2 separate regions of the Mus musculus genome follow, and region 2 is linked to region 1. A link is a loop called in an ENCODE intact Hi-C map of the cell type or tissue named here. Cell type or tissue: left cerebral cortex. All regions are shown on one strand.

Region 1 (5,000 bases):
CAGCAAGCAGATACTAACATGACAGCATTCTGTGTGAGAGTTTTCTATCCTTAGAAACCTAAAAGGGCCGGCCGAAATGTGTGTGCCTGTTGGGTTGAGGGACCATGGCTGAGACACCCTAAGGAGTGTCCAGTGCATGCATGCTGCAGTGGGCTGTCCTGATGGGGCTTTTCAACGACACACCAGCTTCTCACCCACTCCTCCCACTTCGGCTCTTCTGTCCCTTCTTCCCTGAGCTCTGTCCTTTCCCTTCAGACCCCATCTCCAATCTCCCATGTTGTTCCTTCTTCATGGAGCTTCGGTCTCCTCCGTCCTGCACACACTCCCTTGTCTAGGATACTCTCCCACAGTGTTCTTCACCTCCCCCTCTATTTATTGCTCCCCTAAGTTTCCCCTGGGAGTGTTGCTTCTATTTCTCCAACCAGCACGTGCTGACTTGGTTATCATTACCTTCTCTAAGCAAACTCGCATACATAAATCATGAAAGACGTCCACTCACGTGTGCATGCACAATCACCTGAATGACACACTTTCCCCGGAAGCTGTGTGAGAGCGGAGGGCATCACACCCCTACCTGCACCTCCAGTATCTTCCTCAAGTTGGAAACATTTGCTTTTAGATAGCAGTGGCACACTGTGGTGGCCTTGGATAAGATAACGTCGCACTTGCCAGCAGGAGTTTAAAGATTTATGCCCGTGGATCAATCCCATTAGCCACCGACAGGGACTACAGCCAAGATCAGGAGCAGAGCCAAGGGCTGACAAGGCAGCAGGATCCTCTCCTGCCGAGTGGCCCTCAGCCCTTGCTATACCTGCCAGCTTCCAGCTAATCAGAGCAGTTTTGGAACAGGTGTTCTCTGTCCTGCATCCTGTTGCTTGAGAGCAGAGGGGAAGAGTTTGCCACCTGGTCAGAATTTGTATAAACAGATGCTAGGAAGAAAAGGCTTGGGCTGCGTGCTCTGTCAGCACTGTGCTTTGAGCAGAGACCTCTCTGGCGCGTAAGGGTCTTCTGCACATGCGCTGTGCCCTTCTGCGGTCAGCAACTCAGCTAGTTCCCGAAGCGGATTCTCTTAGCCAGTGCGTTTCTCCTGTTGAAGTCGCCATGACGTCAGTAGGACAGTGATGTAGATAGAGGACCAAGAAGCCATTCTCTGTGTCATTACTCTATGATTTCCATTTCCTTTATGGCATTATGACAATATCATCAACAGACCTCCATAAGACTTCAAGGGTCCAGGGAGCCATCAGGCCCAGTTCAAGTGTGAAAGCAGACTATCTTAACTAGTTTAAGCCTGGCACTGGCTCCGCCCTTGGCCACAGGGTACCTGTTCGCAGAGTTGCAGACTCAGACTCTGGTCTACCTCTGTGACATAGAAACGTCTCAATAATGGTGATTGTAAGATGGGAAACTAGAGTAACAATGTCTCTGCACATTGGGAAGAACGTGAGATCACAGGAACGGCATCAATAATTAATATCACCTCCGGAGTCAACAGCAGTTAATATCGCTGTTGATTGTGCTGTATCAAGCATTCCCCCTGACAGTAATACAAGCCTTGCTGGTAGGCATTCTCTGTTTTCTTCACTGTCGGCTGAAGAAGCTGGTTCTGGCAGATATGGGGAGCAGTAAAATCATAGTCATATCAAACATTTACGACGACATAGCATCCCCATGTCCCTTCTAGCACAGTCAGGTCAGAATAGAATTCAAAGCCTGGTTTTCACAACCACAGAAAGGAATAAAGTGCTCTGGGGAAAGAGATAATTAATTCGCAGAAACTCCACTCTCTTTTGAGTATTAAAGTTATCCTTAAACTTCTTTCTTCAAAACAACGTAGCAACCGCTTTCCGCTGCTCCCCCTCGTGGAGATGCTCAGAGCTCACAGGTTGTTGGGAGTGGTCAGACATTGTCCAAATCAGAGCTGATGGATGGGGTACCATTCACATCTTAGCCAGAGTATGTAGTGAGTAATGGCATGTTTCTACCAGCAGATGGCAGTAAAGTGTCTTGACAATGGATGTTACCTTAATGCTCTCAGTGATGCCACCAGAGCTATAAGTAAGTGGCTTTCTATGTGAGAAAAGTGACAAAGGTGAGGAGAGTTTAGGTAGTGAAATGATAGAGTAAGTGCATATGTTTGTAAATATGGAGACTTTGACTGCAATGACGTCACCCTCTACATTTGTCATCTGTTCACAAGCATCCTCCTAATCAGAGTCTTTCATTTTCCACACCCGAGTAACTTACTCATGACTCATGGTACCTCCCTGACATAGCTGTAACCTGAGGAAGAGCGAGTATGGGCTTTCCCTGTCCCTCACGAAGCCAATAAAGCAAGAAGCATTTTTTGTAAGATTTAGAGCAAACCTGTGGTTCTCCTGGAAGTTCTGCACACAGTAGGGCCACTCGCAGGTGCGCATTTTACCAGCAGGAGCGCCTCCTTGGACCAGTTTGGAGCTTTAAAATATGCATCTGACTCTTACGTTCTTCCCAGCTCTTCTTCCCTGAGGACGCCTGTGCCTTGGGAGGAGAGGTTGTAAGACCAAAGATGTCTCCTTCAGACCAAGCACTGCAGAGTCTCTGACTCTCTGTACCTTGAGCAGTTGTGGGTGTCTGTGTGGATCACTGTCGACTGCCAAGGGAAGCTTCTCTCTAGGGAGGGTTGACAGATGCACTAAAAGGGGAAGGGAGCTTGTAAGAAGATCAGAGCAGGAGTTAGCGACAGGAAAACAGTGTCTTGGGGATACCGTGGTGCAGTTGCACGTGTGGATTCACAGCAGCTGAGGCGTCACGTGCAAGGTCTGTACAAGCTCACGCAAAACAAAAATCCAGCCTAGAGAGGAGAAGAGGGCATGAGCGCCCACCCCCATCTCAGCAGCTATTGGGAAGTAATAATTGCTAAAGGGGGCATATCAGTTTTCTTCAAGAGGGCAACCCCCGGTGAGTGGACCACCCTCCAGTGAAGGCCACATAGCCAAGAGTATGTGGGCAGCAGAGACTGGACTTGGTGGATTTTTAAGAGAGGCTCCATTGGGTAGCTGGGGGCGGAGGGGGGGGGGTGTTGGTCCCAGAAGGAGCTGTGGAGGGGTGTATCTCATCAAATTACATTGTAAGAGGAAGAAACTGTATCTGGGAGGTGCATCACCCAAGGGAACCTATAAGAAGAGACAAGAATCTTAAGTCCCTAGAAGATTCAGACAAGCTACAGTGGATGTAAGAAGCCTGCTAAGCCACTGGGGAAATCTGGGACGTATTTGGTCCACATTTAGAAGAGGTGGGTTCTGTTGTTCAGTCCCCCCCGAGAGTCACCGTACAAAACTGTAGGCACTAGGTGAGGTGAACTTGTATCAATTCTCTAAGGCAAGCCCCGTGTGTGTGTCATTTAAAAGAAGCACAAGTTGTAGTGAGCTATGCAGCTGAGTCATTTCTAAATTCCACTCAGGCAAAACCAGTACATTTATAGGTTACAAAGTGTCCCTTAAGCCACCAGTCTGATAACCAGTTAAGACAGAGGTTTCACCCGTCCAGTTTAAGACCTGGCTCTCTGGAACGGCTAGGATGACTAGAGAGATGCTGTTGGCATGGCGACATGTGTGGCAATAACACATTCCAGCAGCACCCCTGTACTGAGGCTATTGTAAATAGTCTTGGTAACTTCTCTACCCTTCTTGACAGTTCAATGAGAGTGGGTCACTGGTGGCTTTTGGGAGGCCAGCCTAGCATTTACTGAATGTTGGTTACTTTCTAACGGGGAGGGAGTTCTAGGTTTACATCTTGAATTAAGATCATAACAACCAACCCCTTCATGGAAAACCAGGAAGGCTGAGGCACGAGGCTGTCATTGTGTCTAGCCTATAGGATAGCTTGTTGACCATAAGAGTCTGGTTCCACAGTTCTGTATGCATGCCCCTCTCTCCTGTCCACATCAGATGTTCCGGAGGTGGGCCGCTCTTCAAATGGCACAACCATGCCACTTAGCAGTCTCCAACTCTCCCCGACCACGCCGGTGTGGCACAGTGTCCTGGGTCATGTGGCACGTCTGACTGCATGCCAATCACCTCGGGTCTCCTCTGAAATCCCTCTCGTCTTCATGTGCCAGCAGACATTCTTTATTCAACCTCTGTTTTGTTTTCTTTTAATCTCCTCTGAACCCCAGCAGATCATAAATCCTTCGCTAGATGAGATTTCCAAATGATGGTGATAGATGGCCTTGTCTTTTGTCTCCTGACAAGCTTGGCCCTGGCTGTCATCGTCGCAGCAGTGGAAGGGGCTGTATCCTAAGAAACACCTAGAAGTACTGCCCAGGAAAGAGAAAAAGAAGGAAAAAAGGCCACAGCTTCATTCTCCACTTAGAGTCTGAACTTCCACAAATGAGTGAGGCTTCCTCAAGGTTTGCACAAAAGAAACACGCAGGGAGGGTGATAAATGACACCAGTAATGACCGAGAATTACCTTTAATCTGCAACAGCTCAGAGGCATCCGCGTGTGATGGGGGAGAAGGGGGGACAGCAGGACCGCGCAGGGATTTGCAGAATGCTGTTATTTCCAATTCTGCTGAAATCCCAGCCCCGCTGAGAGATTGATAATGGAACACCAAAGGAGGGGGGTGGGGAGCGGGAAGGACAGGGTGTAAATTTACTCCAGAGCTGTCCTGTGCTGTGGATTATGCCAAGAAAGTCTCTAATCTCCTGCTTAAAAGACATTTTATTATATTTCAAAGGTAAATTGGGCCATTACTTTGGGGCTCTGTTCACAGCTCACCAGTTTTGTTTCTTCCTGTAAGCAGTGGATGTAGGGCTGGTGGTTTTCATTAGCCTGTGCCAGGCCCAAAGTCTCATCCTCCTGGGATTCCCTTTGGATCAAGCAAGCTCCTGAATGTCCCTCGAAAACCTAGTTCAGAGAATGACAGGAATGTGGTGGGGGTGGGGGGAGAACCCTAGACACTGTAGGTAGGAATGGAAAATGGTATCATTATTCAAAATAGCATAGAAGGTCCCAAA
Region 2 (5,000 bases), 64 kb after region 1:
AAAGCAATTATACTCTATCGACGCCTTTGATCTGACTATTAGACGCTCTACAGAGATTGGATAGAGAGCTGAATTCTTTTCCCTTGCCAATGAGTTTCTGGGCTCTGTCTGAAGAGCACCTTTAAGATCTCTTTAATCAGGACAGTAGGCAGAATCAATGGGGAACCACTTGGCAAGCACCCGACATGCAAGATGCTTGACGGGAGAGAAATGAATGAGAACTAGCTCTGGATCCCATGATTTGTCAATCAATCCCATGCCCAAGGAAATTCCAGCGACTCCATTACAGGAATAGAAGAAGGTTTTCCTTCCTTTCCTTTTGATTGTTCTTACAAATATCTCCCACATGCATAGGGCTTTCATTTCAGAGAATCATCTTAGGCCTTTTCTTTTTAAGAATAATCCCTGTATAATCTTACAAGTAGACGTTGCGTTCTCCTATCTGAGACTATCCATTAACTGCATTAAGAGAGTTCTGATTTTGATGTGTGCTTTAAGAGTGACCAAACCATTCTTTGCCTCTCTTCTGCATACTCTCATGGCGTGTACAGTGCCACCGAAGTACCCAGCTATATTTAGGATGCCTATGCCCAGGGAATTCGGGAGGCATCTACCATGATACTTCTAACTGGCTTCATGGGGCCTCACCCTTCATCTGCCACATGGAATCCATTCATTTGCTCACACAGATTTTATTTGGTCTAAGATCTAAAGTCTACATTTTTTTCTAGACTAGAAGGGTTTGGGTTCTCTAAAGCTAGAGACCAGAATAAAAATCCCAGAGAGGCTAGATTAGAGAAGATAGATTCTGAGTGTTTATATTCTCTCAGTATCCAGAAAACCAAACTTAAGTGTAGCTGCCAAATTAAAAAAAAAAAACAGCAACAAGAACAAAAATATAGAAAACGTGCTTGAAACTCCCCCCCTGACACACCCTGCCTGTGTTTAGGTAGAGTGAGAACCAGAGACAGAAGGATTTGAGAGGAACAAGCATTCTAAGTTAAAACTAAGCTGTACTGTATGCAATGGTAATCTTAAAGCATTGTCTGCACAGAATTTCAATATAGAATATAAAAGATGAATGAATTTGCAAGCTTTCAAGTGAAGGCTCCATGTATATTTAAAGCTCTCTGCCTCATGCGAGAAGGTCGGCATCTTTAGATGAAGTGGGTCCAATATGACTTAGTAACTAGCTTTTAAGGACATACTTTCAGCCTGTAAGTCAAGTTACTTTTTATTGTTCGTAGGAAATATATTTTAGTGCCTTGTTTTAGATTTGGATTAATAATTAACTGGGACCTTTCCCCCGATTTTTTTTTTACATTGTACCTCTTTTTCCAGAAATAGCTTCCTATATAAAAAGATTTTTAGCTGAATGTTCACTTGAATTGAAGCTTTAAAGCAAATGTTATGACTGGAAATAGAAATTAAGACGTTTCAGTCACTAAAGACACAGTGCAGTGGGATCCAAGCTCTTCCTGGGGAGGGAAGCCAATCTGCTCCACAGGAGCCTCTGTCTCCTGTGGCCCTAGGCAGACCTCCACGGTGCCACTTTGAATAACTGGATAGATGATGACCGTGACATGGCTTTAGCATCATTCCATGTGGCTTCAGGCTTGTCAGCACGGCAAGCTCAGAGTGGGAGGGATGCCAATGGGCCTTTCAATAATCTGGGTCAGCACCCTAGGGATCTCCTAAGGCCAATGTTTCCACATGGACCAGGCTGCATCCTGTAGACCAAAGTACTACCCTGCAACTCAGAACATCTGCTGGTAGAATATGAGAAGCAGACTTGGAGATGAATTTTGTCTGCTGATGCCCCTGTGTAGAACAAAGGGGGAATGGGGACTTGGATGCAATCTTTTGTCAGAATTGCTGTAATGTTTTGGGCAATGGGTGTTTGTTTGTTTGTTTGTTTGTTTTTTAATGATGGCATTTGGCAAGTAAGCATTGTGCCTCTACTGGGAGTCTCTGGGACTCTAACACGTAGATTCAGAGCAGACTCTATCCATGACTGTTAGGAACTTACTGTAAGGGGAAAGATGTAAAAACTGGGGGCCAGCAGGCTGAGGGATTTGCTACCAAGCTAAGGACCTGTGTTGGGTTTCTGGAATTCACATGGAAGGAGAAAGCAACACAGACACACATACACACACACACACACACACACACACACACACGTACTAAAATTATTTTAAATTACCAAAACAGATGACTAATTCTAGATCATTATAGTTCATAAATATTTTAGCATAGCCCTATTGGCATTTAAGCCAGATGAATCTTCAATGTATGGAGCTTTCTATACATTATACAATATTAAACAGCATCTTTGGCCTCTACTCACAAGATGCAGGCTGTAACCTCCCACCTAGCTGTGACAATCAAAAATACCCCAGGTATTGTCAGATGTACCCAGAAAACAAACCAACAAACATTTCCAGAGCATGGAACAAGAAAATCAAACCTGAGTTGACAAGAGCTGTTCCTAGAAAGCGCTATGGCAGTTGTGTTTAGGTCTGATGAGGTACTGGGAGCAGGAGGAGAGAAGGGAACAGGAGAAAAACAACTGAGTTGTCTTAGGTTTCTCTGCAGGGTTCTCTGCCTTTAGTACCTGCAGGGCGCATCAAAGGCGAGCAGCAGGCCCACTCTATGAAAAAAAGCACAAGTTAACTGTGTAGAGGGGTACCCGGCACTAGGTTCAAAATCATAATGCATATTCAAGTGTCTAGGCTTGGTGTTTCGTCATCGGGTTTGTGTTCTTGGACATGGTAGAGCTAACGAGGCATCCTCCTGGGGAGGGTAGCCTCAGGAAGGCAAGTGTGGCTTGGGGGTCACTCTCCCCTGTGTCTCCAGGCAGAGTCCATCACTGCCTGGATGGTGACACATCTGCACTTCCCCTACCAGCTTCTGAGCTTGGCCCACTGCCAAGGCTAACCACCCCGATGATGGAATCGCTTCCTTTAGCTCTCTCTGCTTCCCTGACCCCTTCCTCCAGTCTGTCTTCTGGTTCTCCCTACCTTGTCTCCCGACCGGCTTTACTCTTAGGCAGCCATAGTGGGAAGGAAAATGATTCATAAATGTATTTATTGTCACTGTGTGTGGGTGTTTAAGACGTGTGTGTGTGGGCACAGATTGCCAAGGAGCGCATGCAGGGATCAGAGTCAGTGCACGTCTCGAGAGTATGCATTCTGAAGACTGAGTTCAGGTCACCAGACTTTAGCAACCAATGCCCTTACCTGGAAGCTCCAGGAAAACACTTTCCATCCTACCTTCCATTCCCAAGAAAAGACTCTTTGTGGATTGGCACTGCGTCTGAGGCCGGAACCAGTCACTGTGCACCCAGGTACAGAGGGATCTGATTGGCCAGTATTAGATCTCAGCAAAGCCCTCTCTAAGCACAGGTAGAATTAACCCCAGTCCAACAGCATAGATCCAGGATAAGGCAGCAATGTTCTCCCTAGGTAATCCAGACACTGGTAATAGTGAAGAAAAACCAAGAGCAACCACTATTATAGAGGAACATGGTGTCTCCCACTATCATTTGTCTTATTGACCTCCCCAGCCACAGTGCGAGCCTGCCGAAGTCGGCTCCACAGCTGGCAGGTACGTGCTTGACACGTGGAAATCATTCAGTAGACTCTTCGGGCAACTGCTCAATCCATGAGCCAAGGATCTGCTACATTTGGTTGTTGTGTTGAAGGTCAGGACCACAGTCTCCTTGTTGGTACCGAGGCAGGACATGCGGCTGAACAGTCCCCGTCTGCTGCTGGGAAAACCCTGGAAACAGTCGTCTTCCTGAGCTGAGCTGAGCTGAGCTGTCTGTCATAAGTGATAAGAAGGAACTGGGGGACTCACAGGGAGCTCAGGAAAATGCACTTGTAAAGATTCTCCATAATTTGGTGCTATCATAGATTTATTTATAGCACCAGAGATTGCCAGAGAAGAATGTGCAGAGACCCACTGGTTGCCATGTTACCTGAGATAACATATGTGTGACACTTCCCATTTGTAAGGCACAGACCCAGATCAGGGAGCGAGTGCCGTTTGGGGGAGGGCACAGTGAAAGCATGCACACATGAGACATAACTTGAGATTTACCGAGACACTGGTTATTTTCATCACGGCGACCGGGGACAACAAGGACCACCTTATGGGAGATAGGATTTTTGGCTTGCAGTTTGAGAGAGCACAGCCCATCACGGCGATGAAGGCGTATGGCGAGTGAGTGTGGCTGGAACTCCGTACATCTCAGTGGGTCAGGAAACGGCCAGCACAGGGAGCCTAGCTGTGTGCTTCAAGGTGTATCCCTACTTGTCCCTCTTCTTCCCATTATACCACATATCCCAAGTGTTCCACAAGCCTGCACCTGGGTAGCATGTGTCAAAACCCATAAGCTGGTGGGGGCATTTTCTATGCAAGTAACTATGAACTAATTAGATGAAGCTAATATAATGTAGGGCACACCATGGAACCCATAGCAAACCACCTGCTCATTTGGAGACCTGTTGCCAGATTGCACACTGGTGAGCATAGGGTCATGATAGACGTAAACGCGTGTGCCTTGCTTCTCGACCCTCTCAAGCTTTTTGTTTCAAGTAAATAATAGTACGACAAGCCCTGCACCAAACTTAACATTTCTGGAATGGGACTAAAGTACACGTTTTGCAGGTAAATTGTCCTTTGCCTGGGCTTCGGTTTGCATTTGGCTCATAAAGACAGCAAAAGCCAATAGTGGGTTTTCACTTGGAGCTATTTCCAAATGTTATGTCAGAAATTAGCTGTAAGTGTTAGGTTCTCTGGAACGAGTCAGCTTTCGAATGCTGCCCCGTAGTAAATGAAATAGACTCGGGAGAGTGCTCCCCTACAAATGAGAACCCCAAAAGAAAAATGTGCTTTCCACGTAACTTTTGCTCTATTGTGTGAGGAATTCCACATGAGGGAAAGCCAGATGATGAGCCGTCTTTCCCAGGGGACATATGAAAAGGGGCGAGAGTGGA

What was found. Peaks named below come from ENCODE experiments on the same cell type or tissue, not always from the same donor. Only the 100,000 strongest peaks of a DNase experiment are listed, where the experiment ranks them.
Region 2: a loop joins it to region 1, with 2.1 times the contacts of the local background. A loop is called at or near these places in 2 of 42 quality-filtered maps.

The regions. Positions count from the first base shown.
Region 1 is chr10:119,801,845-119,806,844 of GRCm38, forward strand. The region is part of intron 1 of Grip1 (glutamate receptor interacting protein 1); the gene reads left to right. It overlaps Gm51815 (a long non-coding RNA gene), which reads right to left. Exons shown (of 3, transcript XR_003949037.1): 3 at 1-5,000. Among named protein-coding and RNA genes, the nearest start is that of Gm51815, 15 kb to the right of the region's middle. In left cerebral cortex, a CTCF peak has its summit at 1,988 (motif pointing right); a DNase peak (open chromatin) is centred at 1,989.
Region 2 is chr10:119,866,268-119,871,267 of GRCm38, forward strand. All of the region lies in intron 1 of Grip1 (glutamate receptor interacting protein 1), which reads left to right. Among named protein-coding and RNA genes, the nearest start is that of Grip1os1, 16 kb to the left of the region's middle. In left cerebral cortex, no CTCF peak of the experiment used is centred here; a DNase peak (open chromatin) is centred at 3,053.